Linked DNA regions of Homo sapiens: region 2 is linked to region 1. Evidence: chromatin loops called from intact Hi-C (ENCODE). Cell type or tissue: B cell. All regions are shown on one strand. Region 1 overlaps HCG24 (HLA complex group 24). Region 2 overlaps HLA-DPB1 (major histocompatibility complex, class II, DP beta 1).

Region 1 (8,000 bases):
AACAGAATAACAGCGATTTTAGGGAACAAGGAAAGACAACCATAAGGTCTGACTGCCTGTGGGGTTGGGCTAAAAGAGCCATATTTTTCTTCTTGCAGAGAGCCTATAAACAGACGTGCAAGTAGGAGAGATATCGCTAAATTCTTTTCCTAGCAAGGAATATTGATAATTAATACTCTGGGAGAATAATTGCATTCCTGGGGGGGAGGTCTATAAACAGCCGCTCTGGGAGTGTCTGTCTTATGCGGTTGAGATAAGGACTGAAATACGCCCTGGTCTCCTGCAGTACCCTCAGGCTCACTAGGGTGGGGAAAAACCCCACCCTGGTGAATTTGAGGTCAGACCGGTTCTCTGCTCTCGAACCCTGTTTTCTATTGTTTAAGATGTTTATCAAGACAATATGTGCACAGCTGAACATAGACCCTCATCAGTAATTCTAATTTTGCCCTTTGCCTTGTGATCTTTGCTTTGCCTTTTGCCTTGTGATCTTTATTGCCCTTTGAAGCATGTGATCTTTGTGACCTACTCCCTGTTTGTACACCCCCTCCCCTTTTGAAGTCCTTAATAAAAAGCTGCTGGTTTTGTGGCTCAGGTGGACATCATGGACCTACTGATATGTGATGTCACTCCTGGCGGCCCAGCTGTAAAATTCCTCTCTTTGTACTCTTTCTCTTTATTTCTCAGACTGGCCGACACTTAGGGAAAATAGAAAGAACCTGCATTGAAATATTAGGGGTGGGTTCCCCAGATACATGCCCAGCTAATTTTTTTGTGTTTTTAGTAGAGACAGGGTTTTGCCACGTTGGCCAGGCTGGTCTCGAATTCCTGACCTCAGGTGATCCACCCGCCTCAGCATCCCAAAATGCTGGGATTACAGGCATTAGCCACTGCACCTGGCCATCTCAAGATGGTTTTAATGGTTAGAAATATCAGCCAATTGAATTTTCAGAGACATATGCCACCTAATTTTGTATTCAATACTTAAGTCATTAAACTCCAGTGGTCTATATACCTGTTTGGCCTCTAAGACAGTTTGGCCTCTAAGTCTGTGAGCACTTTCTGTGATGATGGAAATGTTCTACATTTATGCAATTTAATGTGGTGGCCACTATTCACATGTGGCTATTGAGCACTTGAAACATGGCTAGTGCACTAAGAAACTCAATTTGAAATTCAATTTTAATTTTATTTAATTTAAATGGCCACAGGTAGCTAGCTAGTGCTACCATATTAGACAGCACAGCTCTGAGGCTCTTTTAAGGACCCACATAATTCAATGAAGAGACCCAAGTTTAATACAGATGTGGGATATGCAGTCTTCATAATTCAAACACGCCAATTAATTTCTGTTCCTCTTTTTCAAGTTGGGGGCTTTCAAGCACAAAGGCTTTTACCTGGTCTTGGGCAGAATTTTTCTCCCCAAAATTTTACCAAAATTTGTGCTCTTTTATAGTCTGTTTCTTTTAACTCATAAAATTAATAATGGAAGACAGAGGTTTTTGATGCAGTTGCTTTAAAAAAAACCAGGTTCAGGCCAGGCACAGTGGCTCACACTTGTAATCCCAGCACTTTGGGAGGCTGAGGTGGGCGGATCTTCTGAGGTCAGGAGTTTGAGACCAGCCTGGCCAGCATGGTGAAACCCCGTCTCTACTAAAAATACAAAAATTAGCTGGATATGGTGGTGCGCATCTATAATCCCAGCTACTTGGGGCTAAGGCAGGAGAATTGCTTGAACCTGGGAGGGGGAGGTTGCAGTGAGCTAAGATTGCGCCACTGCACTCCAGCCTGGGTAACAGAGTGAGACTCCATCTCAAAAATAAATAAATAAATAAATAAATAAACAAATAAATAAATAAATAAAATCAGGTTTACTGAGATATAATTTAAATACAGTGAAACCATAGCTGTACAGTTGTTTATGAGTTTGACAAACATATTCATTGTGTAACTACTACTACAATGAAGATAATATTTCTATTACCCCAAAAAGTTTCCTCATGGACACAGCTTTTTTCAAGTCACTCCTGGTTAATGTGTCATTAGGATAATAAAACAATGTTAATTCTTGAATTGGATTTAGGCTGTTTAAATTTTGCTCAATGGATTGTACCTCGGAGGTGGGAGAATTTACTCTGGCAACTTAGTAAAGGTTGGGGCTGCCAAGTGAAGGCAGACTGTTGGTGAATATAATTTATTGGGATTGAAAAGGATACATCAGCCAGATTGATGCATGAATGCTAATCAAGGGTTGATTTAGCAAGATCTTCTACTAAGGAAATAATATCATGTACAGTGCTAATCACATTTTTTTCATAATTGAGTTAAATATTTAAAGTGATTAGAATAGTCACTGCCACTTAATACTACTTCAGAATTAGCTGCTTTTCTTAATATCGGTGTAATTCACAATTCACTTCCAAGCTCCACCTCCCTTTTGACTGGCCAAAATGAGTTGTTAAAGAGTCCTACTCTTTATCTCAGATTTCTCCAACAATGTTATCATAATTGTTATTTTACATATTCTCCTAGGGATTTGTCACTATTTCATATTACGTTGTTTTGTGGGGAAGTGGAATTCTAGAGGTTCTTAAGAGCTTTTCCAGCTCCCACAGTTGCAATCGTAAGTTCAGATAACATGCCCAGGGGCAGGAGAAATCACCATAGAAGCTTTCTTGGTTCTCTGTATCTCCCATTAATGTTTCATAACCTTCCACCTTCATACTTTCCCCTCCACATACCCTGGTATTCAAAATAGCCCTTCTTATTAGATTGGGTTTTCCTAATTAAAAGTTGCCATTGATGTTATATCCCAAAGTTTCTGGAATTCCTAAACATTGTCCTTTGTCTAAACTGTTTTAACGTGAGTGCAGAGTGTCTCCAGACACAGGTTGGAACAGATCTGGAGGGAAGAACATTGGGGCTGTTTGTCCCATCGTATGAGAGGATCTGGTTTTAGGGCAAAGCTCTTTAAGCTTGGAGAATGAATCGAAGGTGTGGAAGTGCCCTGTTTCTGTATGTTCTAAGAGAAATGAGCTCTTAACGTTTATAAGCTTTTTGTCTTGGCATTCCCCTTCGGTTTGGTCCCTAGCACTGTTAAATTACATGAATTGAGGGTTTGCCAAAACTACTGCTAAATTTGCAGCTTCTGTATCTGCTAAAATTGGACTATTTTTGATACTTCCTTTAACCTGTTTTGTAACCTTGTTAATTTTCTAATGAGCCCATTGTGCTGTTGGGATTCCGATATCCCCAAATCTAATGAGCCATGACCATACACGTTAGCTCCATTCCCACTGGGTTCTCAAATTCTTTTTCATTTTTCCAATTCTTTAGCACTTTCTCTTATAGGCGGTTCTGCCTTAATTTGAAATTAAATGAGAACTTCAGCCCCTTCGTCTCACCAGCTGCTAGCATTTTAAGTGCTCAAGAGCCACCTGTGGCTAGTGGCGGCTCGGTTGGATAGATACAGAACATTTCCCTAACAGCAGAACATTGTATAGGACAGCACTGCTCAAGGGATTGCTCTCCGATGATCACACCCACTTTACAGATACTAGGACTGTCTAACTATGTACACTTTCTTTCTTGCAAATACGATGTCGAAGGCTTTCCCTCAGTTTGTAACTTTTAACAAATATTTTAGAATCTTTATTGATCAATCTCTCATACATCTGTGCAACAAAAATATATGTATTCATTTAATTCTTTAATTGACAAAAATTGAATCTGTTTATGGTATACAATATGATGTTTATATATATATATATATATATATATATACACACACACACACATTGTTTAATGGCTAAATCAAGCTAATTAATATGTGCATTACCTTACATATTTTTTGTGTTGGGTGAGAACACTTAAAATTATTCACTTAGCAATATTCAAGTACACAGTACATTGTTATTAACTAGAGTCACCATGTTGTACAGTACATATCTTGAATTTATTCCTCCTGTCTAACTGAAATTTTGTATTCGCTGATGTTAGTTTTTACAATCAACTCATTAAAAACATAATTAGGTCACAGAGGTTAGGAGGTTTTGAAAAAAACAAAAAACCAAACAAAAAATGTAATTAGGTTTGTTTGGCAATCTAGCAATGCTTAGTGTGCAATGCTTTTTACAGCCGCTGCTAAAAGCATAGCAAAACCACAGAAATCTATGTGCTGCCAAAACCTATGTATTTGGTCGTATTTATTTTGACTTGTGTTTTTTGTGTGCTTAACTTTTTCTCTAACTTTTTTTTGTAAAGAATGCTGGAGTATTCCCAAATTGTTGACAAATTCCCTTGTTTCCTGTTCTAAGCCCAGATTTCAGTGTTGGCCACTAGGTGGGGATAGGATCCTATTTCTCTATAGCCTTAACATGATTTTGAATTTCGATGCTTTGCAATGGATAATCTGGCTTTTTCCTCGAAAGCTTTAAAACATTTCTTTTGTGAATTCAAAACAACCCACAGTTTTAATTCTCTGTAGTTATCCAATAAAAAGGAATAGGAAACAAGTGCTAAATTATTTACTTACAGTGTTTCTGTATGGAAATCCTTACCCCCAAGACAGCTGGCTTCACGGCTTGACTCAATGGTGAGAAATCTGAGTTGACTCACAGCTTTCTGACAGTATTCTGATGGTACCATGTTAGGATAAATTCTTGGCCAAACAGAAAATCAAGGGAGACCTGCTTCTCCTTGTCAAACTCTAAATTAATCTACTAGTTCTTTTCATAAAGCAAAAGGTGAAATGTTGAGGACTCTGAGTTGGCGATCAATCGAAATGACTTTTAAACTAAGTCCCTTTTAATGATGACTGAAGACAATATTACATTAATCACTGGGTATTATAAACACTGGTTTCTCAGTCCTCTGCTGATGAGATTTGCTTGTTTGTGTATTTCTTTCTTAAAATCCCAAATAGTGAAGTCTCTCTTAAGCAATGGAGGCTTATTCATAGTCAAATTCCTTGCATGTAAAATTCTCTGGGTATAAAGTAGATTGCCTCCCTCTTGTTTTTCTTTTTCTTGAGACAGGGTCTCACTCTGTTGTCTAGGCTGGAGTGCAGTGGCATTATCACGGCTCACTGAAGCCTTTACCTCCCAGGCTCAAGTGTTCCTCCTGCCTCAGCTTCCTCAGTACCTGGGACTACATTTATTTTTTGTTTTTTTTTATTTTTTTGTAGAGACAGGATTTTGCCATGTTGCCCATGCTGGTCAAGCTATCTGCCCTCCTTGGCCTCCCAAAGTGCTGGGATTATAGGCATGAGCCACCAGGCCCAGCCTGCTTTCTTCTGTTTTACCAAGATGCTTGACAGTGGATATATAAAATGACAACTTCCCTTTCTCATATGTGGCACTGAGAGATGGGCAGCCTCTATTTCCTACAAGAAATATAGAATAGAAAATGTGTAATTTCTCATGGTGTTCTGCAAAAATTAAAAATTTCACAGAACACTCATCTGAATCCCTGGTTTGTAACTTTGGCTTTCCAAAACTTGCCTATATGCTAATATGATTCATAAAACATTTGTAATAATAATTTCAAAATAAAAATTTTAAAATGAATTTAGTCCTATATCTTCTATAATAACCAATATTTCCAGAAAAGTAGGATTTAAGAGTATCTTCTGTACCAATATATGACTTTCTTTTTCTTTTTTTTGGAGACAGAGTCTCACTCTGTTGCCCAGGCTGAAGTGCAGTGGTGTGATTTCAGCTCACTGCATCATTCAGTCGGCCGAAGGCCTGGCTAGAACAAAAAGGCAGAAAAAAGGTGAATTCACTCTCTCTCTGTTTTGGAGTAGGGAGTCCTATATTCTCCTCCCCTTGGACATCAGATCTCCAGGTTCTCTGGCCTTCACACTCAGGGACTTGCACCAGCAGCCCCCCAGGTTTTTGGTCTTGGACTCAGAGTTACTCCACCAGCTCCCCCGGTTCTCAGCCCTTCAGACTTGGACTGAGCCATGCTACAGGCTCCCCTGTCTCAGCAGCTTGCAGAAGGCCTAACGTGGAACTCCTCAGCCTCCATAGTTGAGGGAGTGAATCCCCAGCATAAATCCCCACTCATCTATCTACCTATATATATCCAATAAATTCTGTTTCTCTGAAGAAGTCTGACTTCTTCAGCCCCCAAAGGCCCCCAAAGGCCCCCAAAGCCCCCAAAGGCCCTAGTGCTGGTCTGTTACGAACTTCCTGGTAGACAATATTTTACACATGGCATCCCAGCTCCTTGTGGGAGGAATTAAGTGTGTCCTGTGTGGCTCCAGGGGGACAGGATCCTTGGAAGCCTGAGCCTGGTTTCTCTTAGGCTTTGCCCAGTGTGCCTTTCCCTCTGCTGAGTTTGCTTTGCATCCTTTTACTGTAATGAATCAGAGCCCTGAGTAGGACCATATGATGAGCCCTGTGAGTCCTCCTAGGGCATCATCTCACCTGGGGTGGCTCTGAGGACCCCTAACATAGCTCTTCCTCTGGCATTGGTATCTGGTAATATATAAAATCCCCCAAAACTAACTTGTCATCATAATTTATGACCATATTTCATCAAAATTTCATGTAGTCACATCCAAGAAGTTCAGTTAAGAAAGAAAAACTCTTTAAGCTTGGTTAAGGCTCTGCCATTTTTGAAAATTCGTATTAATCTAATAATATTGTAGCAACTATAAGTTTTCCTGATAACTTTTTTTTTTTTTTTGGGAGTGGGGGATGGAGTTTTGCTCTTGTTGCCCAGGCTGGAGTGCAATGGTGTGGTCTCAGCTCACTGCAACCTCCGCCTCCTGGGTTCAAGCGATTCTCCTGCCTCAGCCTCCCAAGTAGTTGGGATTACAGGCGCCCACCACCACACCCAGCTAATTTTTGTATTTTTAGTAGAGACAGGATTTCACCATATTGGTCAGGCTGGTCTTGAACTCCCGACCTCAGGTGATCTGCCTGCCTTGGCCTCCCAAAGTGCTGGGATTACAGGCGTGAGCCACTGTGCCCAGCCTCCTGATTACTATTATATAAAATTTGGACTTAGTGGCACATCATAACATGAAATGACTGGAGACAATATGACTTCTCTCTCGGTATTAAACATCAATTAAGATGAATTACAAAAATCATAGTAAACTGTATTCTAAAACCAAGCCTATGTCTGAAAAATCTGGTATACACACATCTTTTGAAACTAAGGATGTGTTTTCACTGTACAACCTGCAAGAGGTGATCTGGTGAACATAGAGTTATGGAATAAGTGTGTATCTATAACTTAGTACAAATTATATATAAAGAGAACGATAATGTATTATGCGGCTGGGCATGGTGGCTCACTTCTGCAATCCCAGCATTTTGGGAGGCTGAGGTGGGTGGATTACTTGAGCTCAGGAGTCCAAGACCAGCCTGGCCAACATGGTAAAACCTCATCTCTACCAAAAACAAAAAATTAGCTCTCAGGTACTCTAGAGACTGAGATGGGAGGATCGCCTGAACCCTGGAGGCAGAGGTTGTAGTAAGCTGAGATCATGCCATTGCATTTCAGCCTGGGTGATAGAGTGAGACTCCATCTCTAAATAAATAAAATAAAATAATATATTATGCTATTATACCTATTATTTAAAATTGGGATCTTATGTTGATTTCTACATTTGGGAAGCATATTCCTAAGAACTGACCTTTATCAGTCCTGTATTGTGTTCAGTGGCAAAGCCAGGCTTGGTGTCTGTTCCATCTGGGAACGCCAGGAGTAATGGTCCCACTCCTTGCTGCTGAGGGTACAGCATGAATTTGGGCAGCACCATGAAATAAAGCAAATGTAAGAAGATCCTCTATCAGTTGCACTCCTATTTAATAAGAAGACTTGATCATCATCAAGAAGTTAATTTCTCCATGCCTGGGTAAAACCACACTGACTCATCCTGAGGCTCTTCATTGGACCCAGTGATCACCAAATCCTTCAAGCATAAAATGGCCATGTGATTATCTCCTTCCTCTCAGGATGAAAGGCAGACAATAACATGTGATTTA
Region 2 (8,000 bases), 65 kb after region 1:
TCTGTGCCAGTGACGCCCAAGTCTGTGCCTTCAGCCCCACCTCTCCTGAAATTGGAGGAAGCCGGTCCCCCGATGGAAGATATTATTTGCAAGGGGAGATGGGCAAGAGGAGCACAGTAGCTTTCGGGAATTGACCAGGGACAGGTGCCCAGGGACACACAAGGCCCAGAAGATGCTTGTAAGAAGCCAGGGAGACTGAAGGCATCAACTGGATGTATAAGAGAGCTGCTGTGCACTGATTGTGTGTATCAGGAGTGAAGAATCCATCCTCTACACGAAAAAGAAAGCTTACAACAAACATGTCCTCTACCTTGACCAAAAGGTGTCAATATGAGACGCAAAACACATAACAATGTTGGATTGTTAAGAAAAAAAAAAAGACCAGTGTTTGAAAAAGAGTGCTACATGTATTGCTTTGCTCTTTCCCCAGTGGGGAGTCATTTCTGTCTGTATGAAAATTAAGACAGGAGGCCTAGGCTGGTGGATGAATGCAGACTTAGACGACAAATGACGTCTATTGGATGCATTCAAAAGTCCAAGCCGTATTTGGTTAAGGAGTATTTGTGATGGCACACAAAGAAAATGGTTAAAGTGTATTAGATTATATTTATGATTTTAAATTCTGATGTTCATTTAACTTCTTAATGGTAATGATAAAACATGCTCTCAGTAAGGTATATGTTGAATTAGTGCTGTGGGAATATGGGTCCTATCAGGCAGATTTGCAGTCTGCTCACCATTGAATAGTTAAGAATAGTGGTCTGAGACATAAATGGATGAGGGCACTAAACTTGATTTGGGGGCAGCTCACTGAAATACAGTCAATTCAGAAGAGTGTCATGTGTAACAGGCCCCATTATACAATAGTTAACATATCCCCATTTTCATGGTTCTCTTCTTTCCTATGTTTAAACCAAAATGAACTTCTTTATTAACTCCTACTGTCTACTAAAACCCTCAGAGAAAAGTGATGAGAGATGATTTGGTGCATATTTTTAAAGGAAAACAAACAGTCATGTTGGGTTTTGATTATTTGTGGTGCTAAGAAGAAGGGAACATGGTTGGAGGCCCAGTGAGAGAAACAGTGCTTTGAATCAAAGAGCAGAATGATAGAAACTGACTTCAGAGCAACTTCTTGGCAGCAGTATCCAATTTGGAAGTTGAAGGTCTGTCCTGGAGCCAGATGCTAACGAAACACAGCAAATGCTTTTCCTAAGGCACAATAGTCTTTTCAGTGAGCTCAGGAACCCTGTGGGGGTAAAAGACAAGTTATCCCAGGTTGCCAGCCTCCTTCCTGTAAGTCCAGGAGAGAAAAATTATGGTGAGAGGATGCGTCTCAGGCTGATAAATAACAGAGTTGATCTCTGCTTCCTTCAGCAATGGAGCCAAGCAATGCTCTTTCCCCACTTGCCTGAAGGCTGACATTGAAAGAGGGGTTCATGCCTGAGATTCCCTTCCTGGAGGAGCCTCAGTGTTACAATGCACAGAAAGGACTCATATCCTCCTGCAACCCACCCCACAAGGAAATCAAAGCAGGAATATTACCTGTTTATGCAGATCCTCGTTGAACTGAAATGAAAGACGAAAGGTTATATAATCAGCCATTGAAACCACCTCAGATAATTAGAGAAACATTTCCATCCCACCAAATTCCATTGCCCATCACTCAATGGACGCTCCGCAGGAGCCTGAGTACTTGGGACCTCATGCATCTGGCTGCATTAAGATCCCAGCCTGGGATCCCTCTCTCGCTATAGGTCATGTTTGTTCCCCGATTATCTGATATCAGTGGCCTCTAGAGCTTTCTGACATTTCTTTTCTGTCAAACCCCTCATCGTGGAATAAGTGTGAATATGCCAGGGGAAGGTAAGTCCCGCTCACCCTGCAGGCTTTCTCACCTTTCTTGCTCCTCCTGTGCATGAAGATGCCCACTCCACAGATGATGAGCCCCAGCACGAAGCCCCCAGCTCCCGTCAATGTCTTACTCCGGGCAGAATCAGACTGTGCCTCTGGGAAGGACAGACCCAGGTTTAGTGTCACCTCCACCAGCTGCATCCCTACTCATGTCCTGTCTGAGATTCTGGAGCCTGATGCAGCATATCGGGATGAGGACAGTGCAGCGGAAAAAGCTTGCTAAGAGGAAATTCAGAAAGAGCCACCCTCATATCTGGAACAGGGGTGTGACCTCAACAAGGTGGCAAATGCTGATTCTGGAAGTTGCCTCTCAAAATGCCTGAGAAGAGGCTAAAATGCTGAAGGAAGAGAACTGTTCCTATGTGTGAGGTCAGTTCCTAAGTGTGAGGGTTTCGAGACCAGTCAGTGTCCCTAGATTCTCTGACAAGGGGGAGAACTATGAATCTTCAGGAACCCCTAAGCCAAGGTCAGGAAGTCTCCATTTCCCTGGCTTCAAACTATGCTCAGGAGCTGGTATAGAAGAAAGATGGGGTTTGGACATGGCCCCAGGGTATAGATGCAGAAGATAAGATGAGTGGACCCCAGAGCCAGAGAGTCCCCTGCTCTTCAGAGGTGGGGTCTAGAGGGTCATCAGAGACTCACTCCACTCCACGGTGACAGGACTATCCAGGCTGGTGTGCTCCACTTGGCAGGTGTAGACATCTCCCTGCTGGGGGGTCATTTCCAGCATCACCAGGATCTGGAAGGTCCAGTCTCCATTACGGATCAGGTTGGTGGACACGACCCCAGCTGTTTCCTCCTGTCCATTCAGGAACCATCGGACTTGAATGCTGCCTGGGTAGAAATCCGTCACGTGGCAGACAAGCAGGTTGTGGTGCTGCAAGGGCCCCTTCTTGGAGGGGGAAACATTCACCCTAGGCTGGACTAGGAGCGTGGAAGAAAAATAATGAAATAGAATTTGAGATTGTCCTTCTTTCCTTCCTTCCTTCCTTCCTTCCTTCCTTCCTTCCTTCCTTCCTTCCTTTTTTTTGAGACATAATCTCGCTCTTTCTTTCTTTCATTCTTTCTTTTTGTTGAGATGGAGTGTCACTCTGTTGCCAAGTCTGGAATGCAGTGGCGCAATATTGGCTCACTGCAACCTCCACCTCCGGGCTTCAACCAATTCTCCTTCCTCAGCCTCCCGAATAGCTGGGATTATAGGTGCCTGCCACTTCACCTGGCTAATTTTTGTATTATTAGTAGAGACAAGGTTTCTCCATGTTGGTCAGCCTGGTTCTCTAGGAGCACTTGACCAACGCCTGACCTCAAGTGATCCACCCGCTCGGCCTCTCAAAGGGCTGGGATTACGGGCCTGAGCCACTGCATCTGCCCAGATTATTATTTCTTAGGCATGTTCACTATGTAATTGATTCCTAGATGTTGAAAATAGGAATAATGTGATTAGGCTAGTGGGTAAGGGTAGCATTGAAAAGATAGAAATAGACCTTCAAGTAGAGCATGCATGATCTTGAATAAAATAATAGTTAGTAAGTATATAGCGGAATGGCAGGGAGACAGAGTTTGCACTCTGTAGCACATTTAGGAGAAATTTTAACCAAAAGTAATTTGGGCAAAGAATATTTGATCAACTGTGAAATTACCTACCTTTTCAAAGTTCTATCTTGATACAAAGGAAGCAAAATTTACTCAAATAATATCTTGAAATTAAGATATACAGACAATGGCATTATGGTGGCCTGTGAATCTAATAACTTCATGAAAATACAAAGAAAATGAAGAGAGCTTTACATGTCTTATTCTGTAAAAAACCTATGTATTTTTTTACCTCACCTACAAAAACTCAAAATCTTCATATTTACAGAATATCCTGAGCTCCTACATGCTTGAGTAGTAGAAATCCCGTCCTTTTTCAAGTTCCTCCTCTGTGCTGCGTCTTCAGGTCCCATGAAGGTCTCACAGATGACCAGGTGTTGCCTCCCTCTGCATCTTTGCATTTGTGCCCCAGCTTGTCCTGTTGTTCTCAGGTGAATTTCCACACTGCCACTGGCAACTTTTCTTTTGGATCTCTGCCACCAGTACCTTTTTCCTCCTCAGAAAGCAGAAAAGGCCAGGCATGGTGGTCATGCCTATAATCTTAGCACTTTGGGAGGTTGAGGCATGAGGATCACTTGAGCCCAGGGTTTTGAGACCGGCCTGGGCAACATAGTGAGAACCCATCTCTAAAAAGAAAAATAAATTAGCCAGACATGGTGGTACGTGTATCTGTAGTTCTAGCTACATGGGAGGCTGAGGCAGGAGGATCACTTGAGCCCAGGAGGTTGAGGCTGCAGTGAGCCATGATGGTGCCACAGCACTCCAGCCTGGGAGACAAAGTGAGAACCTGTCTCAAAAACAAACACAAACACAAAACAAAAAACAAACACAGAAAAGGGTCAAGTGCTCCTAGAGAACAGTTCATTCAGGGAGATCCACTAGAGAACAGCTCTTTCAGAGGACTACCCTAGAGAACAGCTCATCAAGAGGAATGTCTCAAATTAGTCTTCTAGGTCCCTAATCACTCAGTTCTTTCCTTTCTACTTCCTGGAGAACACAAATACCCTAACATGGCGCTGGGCCAGGTAAAAGTACAGTCTTGAACTGACACACAACCCTTACTCCCTATTGTATTTTTGCCTTGTTTTCAGACTGATCCACATTGTCAGCCTCTTCCCTCAATGTGAGTTTATTTCAGGGGCACCTGTGTCTCACTACTTCATTACCTCGGTTAACTCAATGTCCATTACACTATTCAACTTATGTCTAAATCTCAGTTGTGAATTACCTACAATTTCTTCCCCATAGAGCTTCTGGGAACCATGAAATCAGGGGGAATACTTGGGTATCTGTTTTAAGGTCCCAGAACATTCCACGAGAGGCATCTTGCTCAATATTCTTTGACAGGAGCAGGTCAGCCTGGAGCCACATCAGTGACCTCCAGGGTGCGCTGGAGTTAAGGCCTGATACCCAATGGCCTCATTTCTGACCCAGTTCAAATACATTTCACCAAGGCAAGGATTCCTGTTTGTTCTAGTTGCCTTCTCTAATGCCCAGAAAACATTTGCTCAATTACTTCTAGATTTGGGTGGACATCCACCCTGGAATTGTCACTACTTCTTTCCTCCCCCTTCCACCTCTCCCTTGCCTCTGTGTTTTCCCTGTTCTAACTCATGCCTTGATTGCAATTTCCCTGACAAATAATAGCAGTTTCCTACCTCATCTCCCTGCCTCTGGTCCCTCCTCTAGCCAGCACCCTTAGTAGTCTTCTGAAGACACATCTCCAACCTTCTCTTTTTCATTTTTCAAAAATCTTCAGTGTTCTGACAATACTTATCTGGCTACATGGGAACCTCTAGGGAGCTGATTACAAGCAGAGATCCCCAGACCTCCCCACCCAGGGAATCTGAGTCTGGGGGCACTGAGTCTGGAGATCTGTGCATCACAGAGGATCTCCAGAAGAGTCTTCAGAGGAGTGAGGTTGGGGACCTGCGGGCCTGGAGGAGAAACCCACACTCCTTAGGCTGGCATCAGGGCTGTCTGCAATCTGGCAGTTGATTACTGTGAAAGAAAATGCTGCCATGTCACTGATTGGTGCCTCTACAAAGTCTTAGTAACAGTTTTTGCCAATTGCGTTATTTTTATTTGAACACCTCTCTCAACCAATTACCTCAGCAACTTTCCTAAGCTCATGTCACTCACCTCATCCCCACCCAGTGTGTCCACCTTCTCACTCATAGCAGGTGAACTTCCTTTCACTTTCCAGGAACAAGAAAATCAAAGGTGTGATCTCCCCAGCTTCCTCCTCCTCCTCCCTTCATTTTTTTCCTCTTTCTAGAAAAAAGGTCCAGGGCTCAATCCCACATCCTGATACTACTCCCTCAAGTCCCTCAGGTTGGTGCACCAGGCTCCCCACCCCACAAGTTCACAGGAGGAAGCCAAAGCTCCAAGGCCTTCCTGTCCCATCCTTGAGAAATCCTCTTACTGCACACACCTCACCTCTCTCCATCCCTTTACACCCAGACTTCCTGAAGGAAAAAGACGAATGAACTGAGACACTGCCCTGTGACAGCCGTGGGGAACCCAAGACAAGTAAAATCCATCTCAGCCCCGAGGAGGATGCGCCACACTCAGCCTCATGCACCCCCTCCCATTCCAGCTCCTGCCGCTGCGGCCAACCTGCTCTCCCCAGGTCTCCCTGGTTTCCAAACCCACTTTCCATCTTCTGTTTTCTGACCTTCCCAAGTCACTGGCACCGCTGTCCACTGTGCTGCTGAGGTCACCTCCCCTCAGCTTCCAAGACTCTTCTCTGCGGGCCTCTCCTCACACTGCACTTGGGTTTTTTTGGTCTCTTTCACAGGCTTTTCTGTCTTGGCCAAATCACAACTGTCCAGTTCCCAGGATCCGGTCCTTTGCTCTTCCCCCTGGGTCCCCTCTCCCTGGATGGTCTCATGTATCTCAGTCTCCTCCCCGGCTGCAGACCCTTCTGTCTACCTGCCCATCAGACCACCCATCTGCCCCTCAAGCACCTCAAACCCAGCTACCTCCCTGTAGGTTTCTTCTCTGTGTGGCCTGCTGTGCCATCTCCACCTCCATCTCCACACCATACCCTTGTGCGCTGTCCTGTGGCTTCCTTTTTTCACCCCACATGCAGTCAGCTGCCAGGCCTGATGAAGTCCCGGGGGTCTCTCTGCTCTCGTCCTCCTCACTCCATGCTCAGCCCAGTCCAGGTCCCCGCGCTCGCTCCCCTGACAAGCTCCAGATGGGCTCCCCCCATGAATCCCCAACCCAAAGTCCCCTTTCCGCCCGGCACTAAGGTCCCTTAGGCCAACCCGGCTGCTCCTGCGCCCTGGGCACGGGCCCGCGGGGCTGCCCTGGGACCGCCGGCCCAAAGCCCTCACTCACCTCGGCGCTGCAGGGTCATGGGCCCGCCCAGCTCGTAGTTGTGTCTGCACATCCTGTCCGGCACTGCCCGCTTCTCCTCCAGGATGTCCTTCTGGCTGTTCCAGTACTCCGCAGCAGGCCGCCCCAGCTCCGTCACCGCCCGGAACTCCCCCACGTCGCTGTCGAAGCGCGCGAACTCCTCCCGGTTGTAGATGTATCTCTCCAGGAAGCGCTGTGTCCCATTAAACGCGTAGCATTCCTGCCGTCCCTGGAAAAGGTAATTCTCTGCGGGGAGGGGGCGGACATGAGCGGAGGCGCCACTCTCATCTAATCCTCTTTCTCCCTCTCTCTCTCAATATTAACGATTCTTCCCAAATCTTCCCACCCAGGGCTGGATTTTAAAATAGGAGTTTTCCTAGTACCGAGTTCTGTGGTCCTAAGCGGGTCGCAGAGCCTCTCCAGGCCTGTTTTCTCACCACGCAGAGAGAGAATTTACTGAAAAGAATGAGCTCAGGGGCACTGAGTGATCACTAGGGAGGGGCGAGCACTGAGGGGAAGGCAGTCCCTTCTGCTGGTGGCTGGAGGAGGCGGAGACGTTTCACGTGGGGTCACTGGGAGAAAAAACAGGGGCGGGAGGAGCTGGGGACGTGGAGGGCGGAGCTGCTCCCCCTACTTAACTCCCTGACTGACATTTCCATCCTGATGTCAGTCCTGGTTCAAATGCCACCTCCTCCAGGAAGCCCTCCCTTCCTTCTTTCTCTTTTCCATAGCTAAGCGCTCTCTCTTCTCGACCAGTTTCTTGAGAATTCCTCAACTTGCTCCTGTTGTTTTGCATGTAGGAGATGTAGAAATATATTTCTTAAAACTTTCTTCAACTTTGGTATAAGAAAGACTCTGTAGCCTGAAAGTTAATTTTCAAACATGGCTGCAGAAAGACTTGGTGTCAAAAGATGTGGAAAGTATTTTACACAATGAAAATCACCACAACAACCAGGGACCTGTGGGGGTAGAGTCCTTTGGGTTTAGAGGCATTGATGTAATTTTTTTTGGCAGTTTTTATGGTTTTATTTACACACAAAACGTGGACATGAACTTTCTACTCATTTTCTTAGCTGTGCACCCTGGTACTGGGGTTGGTGACTCTGATGGCCGGCTGGGTGACTCTTTCC

The links. Peaks named below come from ENCODE experiments on the same cell type or tissue, not always from the same donor. Only the 100,000 strongest peaks of a DNase experiment are listed, where the experiment ranks them.
Region 2: it touches region 1 in a loop (10-fold over the local background); 3 of 110 quality-filtered maps call a loop at or near these places.

What each region holds. Positions count from the first base shown.
Region 1 is chr6:33,144,595-33,152,594 of GRCh38, reverse strand. HCG24 (HLA complex group 24) reads right to left here. Exons shown (of 3, transcript NR_138084.1): 2 at 7,649-7,741; 3 at 3,780-5,380. Among named protein-coding and RNA genes, the nearest start is that of HCG24, 5.3 kb to the right of the region's middle. In B cell, CTCF peaks have their summits at 4,108 and 4,309 (motif pointing right); DNase peaks (open chromatin) are centred at 1,344 and 4,334.
Region 2 is chr6:33,079,788-33,087,787 of GRCh38, reverse strand. It overlaps HLA-DPB1 (major histocompatibility complex, class II, DP beta 1), which reads right to left. Exons shown (of 6, transcript NM_002121.6): 2 at 6,853-7,116; 3 at 2,557-2,838; 4 at 1,899-2,009; 5 at 1,546-1,569; 6 at 1-1,249. The coding sequence ends at 1,550. It also overlaps a transcript of HLA-DPA1 not described here and the pseudogene RPL32P1. Among named protein-coding and RNA genes, the nearest start is that of HLA-DPB1, 7.8 kb to the right of the region's middle. In B cell, CTCF peaks have their summits at 4,677 and 4,877 (motif pointing right); DNase peaks (open chromatin) are centred at 4,907, 6,627, 6,767, 7,447 and 1 weaker place; H3K4me3 peaks cover 2,744 bases; H3K27ac peaks cover 5,145 bases.